Regions from separate parts of the Homo sapiens genome. Here region 2 is linked to region 1. Evidence: chromatin loops called from intact Hi-C (ENCODE). Cell type or tissue: OCI-LY7. All regions are shown on one strand. Each heading gives the region's core, and the rest is flanking DNA. Links, peaks and the distances in the headings are about the cores only.

What was found. Hi-C counts contacts between places; a loop is a spot of excess contacts. Peaks named below come from ENCODE experiments on the same cell type or tissue, not always from the same donor. Only the 100,000 strongest peaks of a DNase experiment are listed, where the experiment ranks them.
Region 2: a loop joins it to region 1, with 7 times the contacts of the local background. A loop is called at or near these places in 8 of 110 quality-filtered maps.

The regions. Positions count from the first base shown.
Region 1 is chr15:68,146,023-68,157,129 of GRCh38, reverse strand. It overlaps PIAS1 (protein inhibitor of activated STAT 1), which reads right to left. Exons shown (of 14, transcript NM_016166.3): 6 at 10,430-10,564; 7 at 3,435-3,540. Among named protein-coding and RNA genes, the nearest start is that of CALML4, 54 kb to the left of the region's middle. In OCI-LY7, for the core only: CTCF peaks have their summits at 1,775 and 1,979 (motif pointing right); a DNase peak (open chromatin) is centred at 1,979; H3K27ac peaks cover 542 bases.
Region 2 is chr15:68,209,898-68,212,397 of GRCh38, reverse strand. It overlaps CLN6 (CLN6 transmembrane ER protein), which reads left to right. Exons shown (of 7, transcript NM_017882.3): 4 at 535-723; 5 at 1,080-1,135. Among named protein-coding and RNA genes, the nearest start is that of CALML4, 5.8 kb to the right of the region's middle. RefSeq lists an enhancer at 660-1,200 and a silencer at 1,391-1,490. In OCI-LY7, for the core only: CTCF peaks have their summits at 1,196 and 1,398 (motif pointing right); DNase peaks (open chromatin) are centred at 1,437, 1,877 and 2,497; H3K4me3 peaks cover 1,013 bases; H3K27ac peaks cover 2,070 bases.

The DNA of each region.
Region 1 (11,107 bases), core at 473-2,972:
CTGTTTCAGTAAATGGCATTACCATGTTACCTAGTGCTTGAGTAAGAAGCTTAGCACTCCTCCTTGGACTCATCACTCCACACACACAGTCAATGCCATTTCAATGCTTCTCAAAACTGTCAACTTCTATCTACCACTATCACCTTAGTTCAAGACATTATCATCTCTTACGTATACTATTACAAACAGGTTCTCAACTGGCCTCACTGCATTAGCCTTGCCTTCCTTTGATTCGTCTTCAAAGTGAGAATCAGATTGTCTAAATGTAATCGTGTCATTTACTCCTCTGCTTAAAAATCTTTTAATGGTTTTCTATCATCTATCTTCATATCGTCTATGTCAACTTATACCTGTCCAACTCTCTGGTCACCCTCCTTCTTGGCGCTCTCTCTCTCTCTCTCTTTTTTTTTTTTTTTTTTTAAAGACAGTGTCTCTCTCTGTTGCCCAAGCTGGAGTGCAGTGGTGCGATCTCAGCTCACTGCAACTTCTGCCTCCCGGGTTCAAGCGATTCTCGTGCCTCAGCCTTCCGAGTAGCTGGGACTACAGGCACATGCCACCATGCCAGGATAATTTTTTTGTATTTTTAGTAGAGACAGGGTTTCACCATGTTGGTCAGGCTGGTCTGAACTCCTGACCTCACTCAAGTGATCTACCCGCCTCGGCCTTCCAATGTGCTGGGATTACAAGGGTGAGCCACTGCACCCAGCCCTTCTTGGCTCTCTCTATTCCAGCTGCACTGGCCTTTTCTCCTGGCATACTCTGTTCCCATCTTGGAGCTTAACTTCTCCTCATACTTATAATCTTGCCTTAAGTATCACAGTATCAGAGAGGACTACGTTCCCCTATTGTACCTCTACAGAGTTCCCTGTCTATCTTCTTCAAGGCACATGTCAAAACTTTAACTCATTAATGACTTGTGCAATTATTTAATGCCTGTCTTTCTTACCAGACTGCAAACTTCTGGGGGATGCAGAGATGGTATGTGTCTTGTTTAATGTTATATTCTCCTGTTCCTGGAACACAGTAGACTCTTAACACAATTTCTTGAATGAAAAGAATAAATGAATAAGCAGGGAAAGGGAGATTTCCTCTTGACACTGAACAAAATAAAGCGAGGACTGGGCACAAATGTAGATAAGCTAAAAAAGTAATTATGGTGGCACTGAGATTAAGGAAGAAATGGGTGGTTTAGGTAATTCATGTCTTGTAGCCCCAATTTTCATGCATTGGCAGAGTGCTGAGAGAGGGGGATAGTGTTTGATTAGATTATGGCTAAGGCTTGAAATAACTGCTGAAGGGAGAAGGAAGAGGAGAAAGAAACTTGATTAAGAGTTGGTAAAAGACTGTTTTTCATAGTTGTGAGGGGACAACTCTACACAAAGGCAGAAACTGCAAGACAAAATCCTACTAAATCAAATGATTCAGAGAATGGAGTTCTCTGTGAAAAGTCTAAATAATACCAACTTTATTCTTTCAAGAACATAAGAGTGTCTGGCTTGACTACTAAAACTTTGCTAGAAGTACTTATTTTATTAAGAATGACTTACAAAGAACATATTTGTAACTGATTTGACTCTTTTAAAATACCTGACATTTCCTTTTGTCAAGTTATTGTAAACAGAATTTTAATTACATAATTTGTTGGGAAAGTTTTTGGTTTTTTTTTTTTTTTTTTTTTTTACAGGCAGCATACAGGTAAAGGTAGATAACCTGTTTTTTAGTAAATTACAACAAATTTCTTACTGGTGGGATCCAAATTAATATTCCATTGGCTTCCCTGGCCAATAAGTAAGGTAAGGTATCAATTTCCACAAAAATCTCATCCAGTGTACAATTATTCTCCACATCCATCAGTATATCAGACTAGAAATAGCTTTTGAATTAAACAGTTTTTGCTGCTTAATGGTAGCTAATAGTGGTTTCTCGGAGAAAATAAAATAATTCAATTCCAGACTCACGTTCCCACTCTCCCTCCAGGTGGTGCTATAGCTACAAGCGGAGAAGAGTTAACAGCTTGAGCAAAGACAGTTGGCCTTATTGTTGTTGTTGCTGTTACTATTAAATAAAATAACTTCATCTGCCTTATTTCTTGGTATTCCCTCTTCCATACAGGCTCACATAATTCTTTGCTTTCTGACTGGCTGAGATTCTAGTATTGTGAGGCAAATACGAAGATTCTCAGTAGAATGACCAGGAATAACTTCAGCAAGATTGTGATAGAAGACAAGTTATCTTATACTCTCCTTCAAGGCAGATGTCTGTCTTTTCTTTCAGGATCCCTACCATCTTCTTATCCCTGCCAAATGGTGCCACCACTCCCGCAGATCCCAAATCAGTGCTGCCCTTCTAGGTCTCCATCATCTGTCAATGCATGCCTACAGAGGCATTAGCCAAAGTGTGCTCCCATTGATTCAGGATTAGCTGCATTTTTAAAGGACCATTTTAATACAGAAAAATTCTTCAATGAACTATTAAGGGTATATTGATATTCAGGGGTAGTGGGATCTTTTACTCTGCCACAGAAATAAGTTACAGAAAGGGGTAATAGCTATGCTACAAAAGGAAAGCTGCTATTATCTTAGTTCTTTCCACCAGAGTGTTCCTAAGTACAAATCTGATAATGGGCTTCATTAATCAGTTCACATCAAAAGTCCTTAAAGGATAGCTATCTAACACCTGCCTATAAAAGTTTTGTTTCTAAGTCCCCAGCCCTCACTCCTAAATCCACGCAGCCCCCGGCTCTCACAAATAAAAGAATAAACGAAGAACTTAGTTCACCTCTTTGGAAAGGCCAAACCCTCTGACCTTAACCCTTAAAAACAGAGGTCAGCACAGCCCCATTTGAAGACCTTGAATCTCAAATTCAACGTATCAAAACAAACCATCCAGTAATTCACACGTATGAACCCAGACTTCGCAGAAGCATTAGAAATCAGACGGCATAAACTTCTTGTTACAGATGAGGAAGATGAAACTCAGGAGCAGCGTTACTTGTCCACAGTCATATAATTGATTAATGGCAGAATTATTATTTCTACCACCCCACTGGCTCTCTTCACTTTGTAAATGCAGGGGGTGAGGCCATGATATAATTCTGTACATTTTTCCTGGATAAACCACCAATCTAAAATAACTTTCTTGAAATTTATGCCAAGATGCCCTTCCCATTTCCCAGAATTCCTTAAACATTGATTTTATGAAGTTGTAGAATAATATTCTTCCATGTTTGTGCACTGACTTCACAAAGTTAATTTTAAGATTAGTAAAATATAGATTATAAAATATAGCTCATGACAAAGATATCAGAACTACTCTAAGAACTACACAACAGGCTCCAGTGAATAAACAAATTCTAAAATTTCTTGAGTTGAGAAAATACTACTCTAACCTTTAACAAAATAGCTGAATAAGTGAAATAAGTTTATCATACGTACTTAAAGCTCTAGAATGATCCGGATTCCTTATTCCCTTTGCTCGTAACCTCTGAAGAAGAACTGTTGAGGACAACTGTTTTACAAGATATACTGCCATGGAATAGTTCTGGAAAAAAAAAGAAGTAGAAAACAAACAACATATGTAAGTAAATAGTACATCTATTTTAATCTCACCATGATAGGGAAAGAAAACTAACACTTCTTAAAACACCTACTGTGTGTCAAGCAGTCTTAGGTGTTTTCATGAACAGTAATTCATTTAATCCTGACCAAAAAGCTGCCGAGATGATCATAAACCTGTTTTTATGGATGAGGATACTGAAGTACAGAGAAGTAAAAGAACTTGCCCTAATTTTGCAATTTTCAAGTAACAAACCTAGAATTTAAACCCAGGTCTGTCTTGGATTTAATATTACCTATACTTGAAGCTAATGAATTTAAGGCACTTACATGAAAGAATACTGTTAAGACTAAGTATAAGCCAAAGACAATAAGATGTCAAAGCTATAAACCATATTTAGTAGGTAACAGATATATCTAAAATAGTATCTATTTTTTTTAAATGACAAATGAGATGGGCTTCCTAATTTATACCTTTTAACCTTTCTCTATGCCTTCAAGTAGCTCTTGAAAAGATTATACTTGGGCCATTATCACAACAAGCAGAGGGAATATTAAAGAAGGTTTTCAAACAGAAGCTGCTGGTTTGGCAAATGAACAGATGAATATCCATTACCAGCAGACAGACTACCCAGAGATGACAGAGGTAGAAGGGGACCAAAAAAAAAAAAAAAAAGAAAAGCCAAAACCAAAAAAAAACAGTTAATCAACAAGCTAAGACTAAGTGAAGGGTACATGGTTGGGTAAGAGAAAGAAAAGACGGCTGAGGTTCACGAAGGGTAGGAAGGAGATCTAAATGAGAAGGATCAGTTTCTATTTGGTGCTGGGATCAAGAGGAAGATCAAGAGACTTGAAAAGAAGTAAAAGGAAAAATAATTGCTGCCATCTTGTATTTTATAGCTACACACATTTTTCAAAGCATTCTTAACATACGCTGCCTACTTCATTTAAACTTTGCACAAGGCCTATTAAGACACAGGTAGGATAGGTATTTTTCTAAGTGAAGGGCTGATGAAACTGAGGCACAAAAAGATTATGCAATCTGCTCATGATTAGGCAACTGCTTGATGACAGAGCAGACACTAGAAACCAAAGGGAAAGGGTGGGAATATTAAGACATGGAACTTAATGCACTCCCCTCTTTTGACAGAAAATATACTACAATACTCTCTGGAAGGTCATATTTTTATTTAAAGTTCGGAAAGCTATCTGTGTTTACATGCTACACATTTTCTGAGAGGGAGGAAAAAGAAGTGTCAAAAAAGCGAATTTACCTTCATTAATAAATTTCACATTAATGAGGAACAAGTAACATTAAAACTTTCCCAGCCGGGAGCAGGGGCTCATGACTGTAATCCCAGCACTTTGGGAGGCTGAGGTGGGTAGGTCACGAGGTCAGGAGATCGGGACCATCCTGGCTAACGTGGTAAAACCCCGTCTCTACTAAAAATACAAAAAACTAGCCGGGTGTGGTAGCACGTGCCTGTAGTCCCAGCTACTTGGGAGCCTGGGGCAGGAGAATGGCGTGAGCCTGGGAGGCAGAGCTTGCAGTGAGCCAAGATGGCGCCACTGCACTCCAGCCTGGGTGACAGAGCAAGACTCTGTCTCCCCCCCCAAAAAAAAAAAAAAAAAAAAATTCCTAAATTTTAGAGCATACAACATACTAATCTGATATAGCATTGACAAGCTTTATTTGTTTATTTATTTATTTAATTTGAGACAGAGTCTCGCTCTGTCACCCAGGCCGGAGTGCAGTGGCGCAATCTCGGCTCCCTGCAACCTCCACCTCCCGGGTTCAAGTGATTCTCCTGCCTCAGCATCCCAAGTAACTGGGACTACAAGTGTGCACCACCATATCTAGCTAATTTGTGTGTGTGTGTGTGTGTGTGTGTTTTGTTTTTTTGTTTTTTTTGTTTTTAGTAGAGATGGGGTTTCACCATGTTGGCTAGGCTGGTCTTGAACTCCTGACCTCAAGTGATCCGCCTGCCTCAGCCTCCCAAAGTGCTTGGATTACAGGCATGAGTCACCAGGCCCAACTGGAAAGCTTCTTTTAGAAAAAAATCTTATTCACCATTATTATTTACTTGCTTAATGCTTCAAGTATGACAGAAACTGGAGAAATGCTAATTAACAATGTGAAACTATGTATTGACAACTTGAATCTTCAGAACTTGGAATTACCCTAAGGCTTTATATAAATATTTAAGAAGAGATCAAGCAGAAACTGCAACAAGTTCAGTGAAAAGGTATGCTCACTCTAGTTGAAACATGTAAGCAAATAGAAAAATAAAATAAAAGCAGCAAAAAGAATGTGGTACTAACAAATGCCACTTGTACTGGTAATATAAAATGAAATTTTTACATCATATGAAAGAGGTTCAGCAGCAAAAAAAACCCCACCAAAGCTTAATAGTGACAGAGATTCTTTTCTAGGTAGACAGTATTTTATTGTTCCTGCTAATCCTTCAAATACTAATTCCAACTACTGATATATATTATACTATATTATATTATATTATACTGATAGTTTTGTTTATTGCTTTTTCAAAAGTCTTAAAAATTATTTGTCAAGTTCATGAGATAATTTCTCTGTAATTGAAATATACTCTATTCATTATGTGCCCCTTACACTAGTACAAGTTGAGTATCCCTGATCCGAAATGCTTGGGACTATAAGTATTTTGGACTCTGAATTTTTTTTTTCTTCCAGATTTTGGAATATCTGCATTATACTTACCAGTTCAGCATCCCTAATCTGAAAATCTGAAGTCTGAAATGCTCAAACAAGTATCTCCTTTGAGCATCCTGTTTTGAATTTTAGAGCATCTTGTGTTTCAGATTTTCAGATTAGGAATACTCAACCTACATCTAAATAATTTCTCTACAAATAATGAGAGTTTAATAAATGCTAAAAGGAGTGCTTACCCTGAGGTAGAGCAAGAAGTTACAATATAACTCACTTACTTCTTTCAGGCGCTATACTAGCTCTCCTATTTACTTCATTTGAAAAGACACAGTTGCAACATTTCTCACTGGCAACTATTTATACAAAAGTATCTGCAAAATAGTAAGATATTCTACATGAACTATTCAGAATATCTTCACAAGCTGAATTAAAACAGTAATTTAAAAACAATCTATTAAGTTATTTTCTGGGCTTTGGAAAATAATGCTGATTTAGTGTTTTACTTCCCCAGAAAAATGTCTTCAAATCTTTGTAGCTGGAAGCCTTCCTATGGAAGAGTATTTCCCCCCTCCTCTAGTGCTTTTTATCAGCGGCCATATTCCCCTCCTCTCCTACAGTTTCAGACTTCTTTCCTATTTCACCAAAAACACTCCCCTTCTTCCTTGGTGAGCTATTCTTTTCATACACAAAAACAAAACATTTTCAAAACTTTCCCCAAAAAGGAGGAAAAAGGGAACTCCAAGGTACACTAGAAATAAAATATTTAAAAGGATTTTAAAAACCTAATGGTGACATATGAGTTAAAGGAAAAAAATATAACCCTGAGAGATGTCAAAAAGAATTTTGATATAATTCAAAATCCATTTCTAAAAAAAAATCCAGTAAGAGAAATATAGAAATACATCATTGATATAATATTCTATCAAAATTAATAGCAACATTATAATAATGTTATAACAGTAGCAGTATTCTCATTAACATAAGGAGCAAGTCAAATATGTCCACTAGTGCCTGCATTGTTTAACGCTGTTTACAAAGTTCTAGGTAGTAGAACAAGAAATAAATGACAAAAGTATTAGGGTAATATAATTTATATGACATACCTAAAACTCAAAACTGTCAACATAGAAATACCAATAAATCATCTAAAAAGCTAATAGAACCAATATATGAATTTAGCTATGAAATAAATATTAAAAATAACTAGTTTTTAAGTAAACCAACAATAAATACTTTGAAAATATAACAGAAAAAAAGATCTCTTTTTATAATAGCAGTAATAATAACAACCAACATGGGAATTAGCAAAAAATATGCAGGAATTGTAGGAAACCCATTAAATTGCTGAGGAACATAAAAGAAGATTTGAAAATACAGTTCCTAGAATGGTTATATTAAATATTGTAAATAAATTCTCCCTAACTTAATCTATAACTTTAAAGAAATCTCATCCAAATTCTCAGAAAGATGTGCAAATGGGGTACAGGAGCGAGGAAAAGAAATATGATAAAGTAATTCTACTTTATCTGGAAGAAAGAATGTTTAAAAAAAAAAAAAAAAAAAGTAATGCAGGAGAATCAATGTCAGCCCTGCCAGTGTGGTTCCAATAACCACCAATATGCAGATGACTCACACATTTTTTCCCTCTAGCCCAAATGTATCCTTTAAGCCTATCTGCCCCACTGCCTATTCAGGATGTCTCACAGGCATTTCAAACTCAAAAGTTTCAAAAGTAAATTCATAATTTTCTCCATCTTGTCCTCCAATGCCCATTCTTCAAAGTAAAACAAAACAAAACAAAAACAAAACAAAACACACCCACACTCAGTCCTTTTCCAGTGTTTCCTCTATCTCAGCAGCAATATCATTTGCCTAGCCCCCCACCCAGAAACCAAGGACTCATCAGTCACATCTCCCTTTCTCTTAGCCCTCGACTTTCAATTCATCACTCAATCCTGCAGATGCCCCTACTTACCTCCATTTCTATCGCCACCACTCTAGACAAAGATACCATTTCACTAATACTTCCACAAGAGCTGGCTCCTAAGAGATGTCCTTCTGCACGATTCTGGCCTCCATTTAAACTATTTACCACTCCAAGGAGTGATCTTTTCTAAAAAGAAATACAGCACTATAAACTTTCTGCTTAAAAAGAGAAAATCCTGGCCAGGCACAGTGGCTCATGCCTGTAATCCCACACTTGGGGAGGCCACGGCAGGTGGATCACAAGGTCAGGAGTTCAAGACCAGCCTGGCCAAGATGGTGAAACCCCATCTCTACTAAAAATACAAAAATTAGCCAGGTGCAGTGGCAGGTGCCTGTAATCCCAGCTACTCGGGAGGCTGTGGCAGGAGAATCGCTTGAACCCAGGGGATGGAGGTTACAATGAGCCGAGATTGTGCCACTGTACTCCAGCCTGGCCAAGAGTGAGACTCTGTCTCAAAAAAAGAAAAAGAAAAAGAAAATCCTTAACTTTAACATTACCTACAATGCCCTGAATGGTTTAGTCCTATCTTACCCCTCTAGCCACATCTCATATACCACTCTTCCCCATTCTCTGCACTCTAGTCAGTGAATCCCTCTCAGCTTCTTGTAAAAACCAGGCTCACTCCTACCACTGGGCTGTTGTGTGGGTAGTTTCCTCTGAACCTTTCACCTGATTGCAACTCTTTTCTCAGCTCTTGGCTCAGTCACTGCTTCCTCAGGGAAGCCCTCCCTGACTGCTCTCTCTCGTTCAAAGTGCCCTTTGATACACTGTAAAATCACCATGTGCTTCTCTTTTATAGTACTTATAAGTAAGTTCACATTCTTTGTATGTGTCCACCAGGCCCCTACATCACAGGCCTCATGAAAATGAACTTTTTTCCCTCCCTATGGTACTGCCAGTTTTGAGTATAGTAGATGACACATGGTAAGCATTCAATAAATTTCAAATGAACTGGTGGATACATATGAGTTCATATCATGAAAATTGTCCCAAAAAAGAATGTTAGACTAAGAAACAACATAGAAAAAGATCAGAAACACACTCAGGATATGTAAAAGTTAAATATATAACAATGGTGGCTTCAGAATCAACATTTATTTAGTTAACAGTGTTAGAACCAGCTATTTAAAAAGTGAAAGAAAGCAATTTTTACCTCACATCACACATATATTTAATATGAACTAAATATTTAAAGGTAAAATATGAAACCTTGGAAGTCTAGAAGAAAATAAACAAATAATTCCATAGCTTGGGAAGGGCAGATAGGCAAAGCATGATGGAGACGAGAAAAGACTATATAAAGGAAATAACTGGTTAAGTTTTGGCTATACGAAAACTTTGTGTAGCCAATATAAATAATATTAATAATATTCTGCATATTAAATAACATAAAAATAAAAGGCCAACAAACTGGAAACAAATATTTGTAACATGAAACAGAGTTAAGTTTTACTATATGAAGATCTCATAATCAATAACAAAAACAGCAATAGAGAAACAGACACGGATACAGTTTTAAAATGTAATCACAAATATAAAACATATTCAATCTCAGTAATAATGAAAAAAGTACTAATTAAAACACAGTGGTGGCATTATTTACCTAACAGAATTGGTAAAAATTTCAAAGAAGATAATAGTGTTAACGAGCACGCAAATAACACTGAAAGTCAGAGAATAAATTTGTACAACACCTTTGGAGAAGGTAATCTGTCAATGTACACAAAATTTCTTAAAATTCTGTAGGCTCTTTGACTCAGCAATCCCACTTCTGAGAATTTACCCTAAGGAAATTATCATATGCATGCAAAGTTATAGCTACTAAGATGGTCTTCAAAATGTTCTTTGACATACCAATGAATCAATCAATAAATCAAGTAACACGCTCAATAGTAGGGAACAGGCAAATTTATGGCATACTCATATTGGAATATGATATCATCACTTAAAATAATGCAGAAGAACATGTGATGATACAGGAGGACATTTATGATCAATTGTGGAGTAAAAGGGCCAGGTTATAAAACACTGGATACTTCATAATCCCATTTTTCAAATGGAAACATGTTGAAAATTCATTGTGAGACAAAAATAAATCCTTTTGCAGCTCATTTTACATAATTTACATATAAATTCAGATAGGCATGGTGATTAACCCCTCCTTATAATACAAAAATCTGGTAGAAACAAAAATTTACTTACTCTTCCAATTTCTGCAGTCCAAGAAACAACAATCGTGTTTGGTACTGTTGTGGACAGTCGGACAAGTGAGGTGATATTAATTGGTCGGCTGGGTCGCTTTGGTTCCACGCCATTTTTTGTAGGTGGAAGGTAACCCTAAAAATGAAATGTAATTTATTTATACTTATTATTTCCACAATCATTTTGACTTCCATTCCTTAAGAAAAAACCCCCTACAAACTGCATACTAGAAAATATGAATGTTTTCATTAAAAAGTAGAGAAGCAAACATTTACAAGTTTCTTGTGTTATTATTTTTCCAAACAACCTTATACTCTCCTTATAGTAAACCTGAGAAAACTATTAGTGATGAAAATTCAAAATCTCTTAAATTTAAAAATCAGGATGAATTCATAACAAGCTTAGATAGGTACATGAGTAGTAGTATTTCAAGGGCACCAAAAACAGTCCTCACCCTTACCTCCTGTTTAAGACATAGCATTCTTCAAATCTCCATTCTACCATAGGCTTATAGACTCACATGAACACAGCTGAGATTTTGTTGAAAAAACTTCGCCCCAAAATCCAGTACAACACTAAAGCTACCATACCCAACTCCAAATCCTATGTCCCCAAAGCTAATGTCACTGCTGCTAACTGTACATAGTTGGTACAAGTGTTTCACCCAGTCAATGAATA
Region 2 (2,500 bases), core at 1-2,500, 56 kb before region 1:
AAGATACTTCAAATCTCCAGAAGTAGGAGGGGTATAATCCCAGAACTCCGGTGTGTTTTCAGTTAAACAGTGGCATTTCAGAAGCACCTGCCCCCATCCCTGACATTTTCTTCATGTTTGCTGGGACCACTCAGAAATCAGAAGGTGCCTTCAGCAGGCTGGGCCAGCCACCCAGGGACACAGCCAGGGACAGTGGGAGGGCTGGGCCTGAGCCTGGACTCCTGCACTGAAGGCTGGGCTGTCCCCTCCAGCCTACAGCTCATGTGTGACTTTGGGAAAGGAGTTGGGCCCTCTGGTCTTTTTGCTCCCTGGGTAAAGTCAGCGGGGGGTGCTGCTCCACATTCCCTCCGGGGTTCATAGGGGTCACGGGAGGATCTGGAGGCTGGGCTGGCCTGCTAAAGGGACCAGCCACTTTTTGGAGTGACATTCCAGCTGGAAGCGTCCATCCCACCCCAGGTGTGAGGGGGGAAGCAGAGGGTGTCACATACTGTGACAGAGGTGGGGTCATGCTGCCAACCCCACTCTGAACCCCAGCTCATCGAGCGGTCCCCCCGCACCCTGCCACGCTCCATCACGTACGTGAGCATCATCATCTTCATCATGGGTGCCAGCATCCACCTGGTGGGTGACTCTGTCAACCACCGCCTGCTCTTCAGTGGCTACCAGCACCACCTGTCTGTCCGTGAGAACCCCATCATCAAGAATCTCAAGCCGGAGACGCTGGTGAGGCCACCTCCTGCTCCCTGCCTGTAAGCCCTAGGAGCACAGTCTGTCCTGGGAGGCTGAAGAAATGGCCCCCACCCCTCGCCGCACCTGTCCTTTCACCAAAGGCATTCTGCTAGGTGAGGGCACTGTCGCCTGCCCCAAGCTAGGATGCTCAAGTGTTCTTAGGAAGTGGTGCACAGACTGCCTCCCACCTGGGCCCCTGTAACAGAAGGCGAGGCCCCGGGTAGGGAATAAGGCAGTGGGGGAGGCCTGGGACTGGGAGAAGGGTGGTCAGAGGGGATGCTTGGGGCCCCAGCACCTCCCTGGACTGACATCGACATCCCCCGACTCTGCCCTGCCCGTTCCTCCCTCAGATCGACTCCTTTGAGCTGCTCTACTATTATGATGAGTACCTGGGTCACTGCATGTGGTGAGTGATGGGCCCATCTGTCTATCCCAGGGGCCCCAACTACCGGCTAGCCCTGTCACTGGCTCAGGGACACACTGAGCAAGGCTGTCTGGGCTGCGGGTCTCCATGTGTTGAGTCTCATCCCCTGTAAAGGCACTGTGAGCTCAACCTCCAGTGAAGTTGTCCCCGAGGTTGCCCGGGAGACCCAGCTGCTGTCCCAGGCTCCAGGCCCCGGCTTCCAGCCAGCATCCCCCCAGCATCGCCACCCCCGCCCAGCCCTCAGTGCCCGCTGTGGCCAGCAGAGGGCAGCGAGTGGCTTTGGTCCTTCCTCGCCAAGCCTGAGCCCTGAGGGTGGGGGAGGAGGACGCGTCCCTGATAAACAACCCCCAGATGGTGATGGCAGGGGGTGGGGGCACAGCCAGGGACCCCCACCCGTGTCGGGCCTGCTCTTTGGGAGTGGAGGAAGCTGCGGGGAGCCAGCTGGATCAGGCTGGGGAGGGGCGTGCTGTTTGCGCTCCCCCCTCTTCAGAACTCCCAGAGGGGCACCTTTTCCTACCTACCCCGTCCCTCAGTCGGGGGAGACCTCAGAAATGTGGTCTCAGCCTCAGGAGATCCCGGGCCCAGGCTGGGAGGCTTCATCTGTTCCACCCTCCCATCTTACCCAGGAGAAACTGAGGCCAGAGGGAGGAGGGCTCCGAAGGCTGCAGCTGGGAGGTGAGGGCCAGCCCTGGACCCGGCTCACTCCTGAGTTGGTGCTCACAGCACACGCACCCTGCACGGGCATTTCCAGGGTGTTTCGGGCCCTGCGATGTCAATCCTCCTGGCTCAGCTGGTCCAGGGTCCCTGGACAGGCCTCCTGCCATCTTTCCCTGGCCTTTGCCAGAGCCTCTTCCCACAGAAGGTTGGGGAAGGGTGGAGGGGCTAGGAACAGAGAGCTGGAGCCCCAGCAGGAAGGGGGTGTGGGTGAGAAGAGGCAGGCGGGTATACTGGTGAAAGCACAGGTGGGAGAAAGGGAGCCGGTGTGTGGAGAGGGGAGAGGGTAGTATTTTGGGGTGAGGTGTCTGAGGTGGGGGTGGGGCTGTGTGCTGAGAGTGGGTGCAGTGCTTCACCAAGAGGCCCCTGCAGGTGCTGTTCTCTTTTTTAACATGTGGACCTCCATCCTCAGCCCGGGAGGTGCCTCTGTCTCCAGGCTAGTGTGGTGCTGGGCTGCTGGTGTCTGCGGTGCATGAGACAGACAACCCCCCAGACACCCCTTACCCCCACGGAGTGAGTGAGGTGCCCTGGGCGGTGTGGATGCCTCTGGGCCTCTGACTCACACGTGCGTTGCCTTCCTGTTTCTGTTTCTGTCCCACCTTTGACGCCCAGCACAGGCAAGGTTGGGTGGAG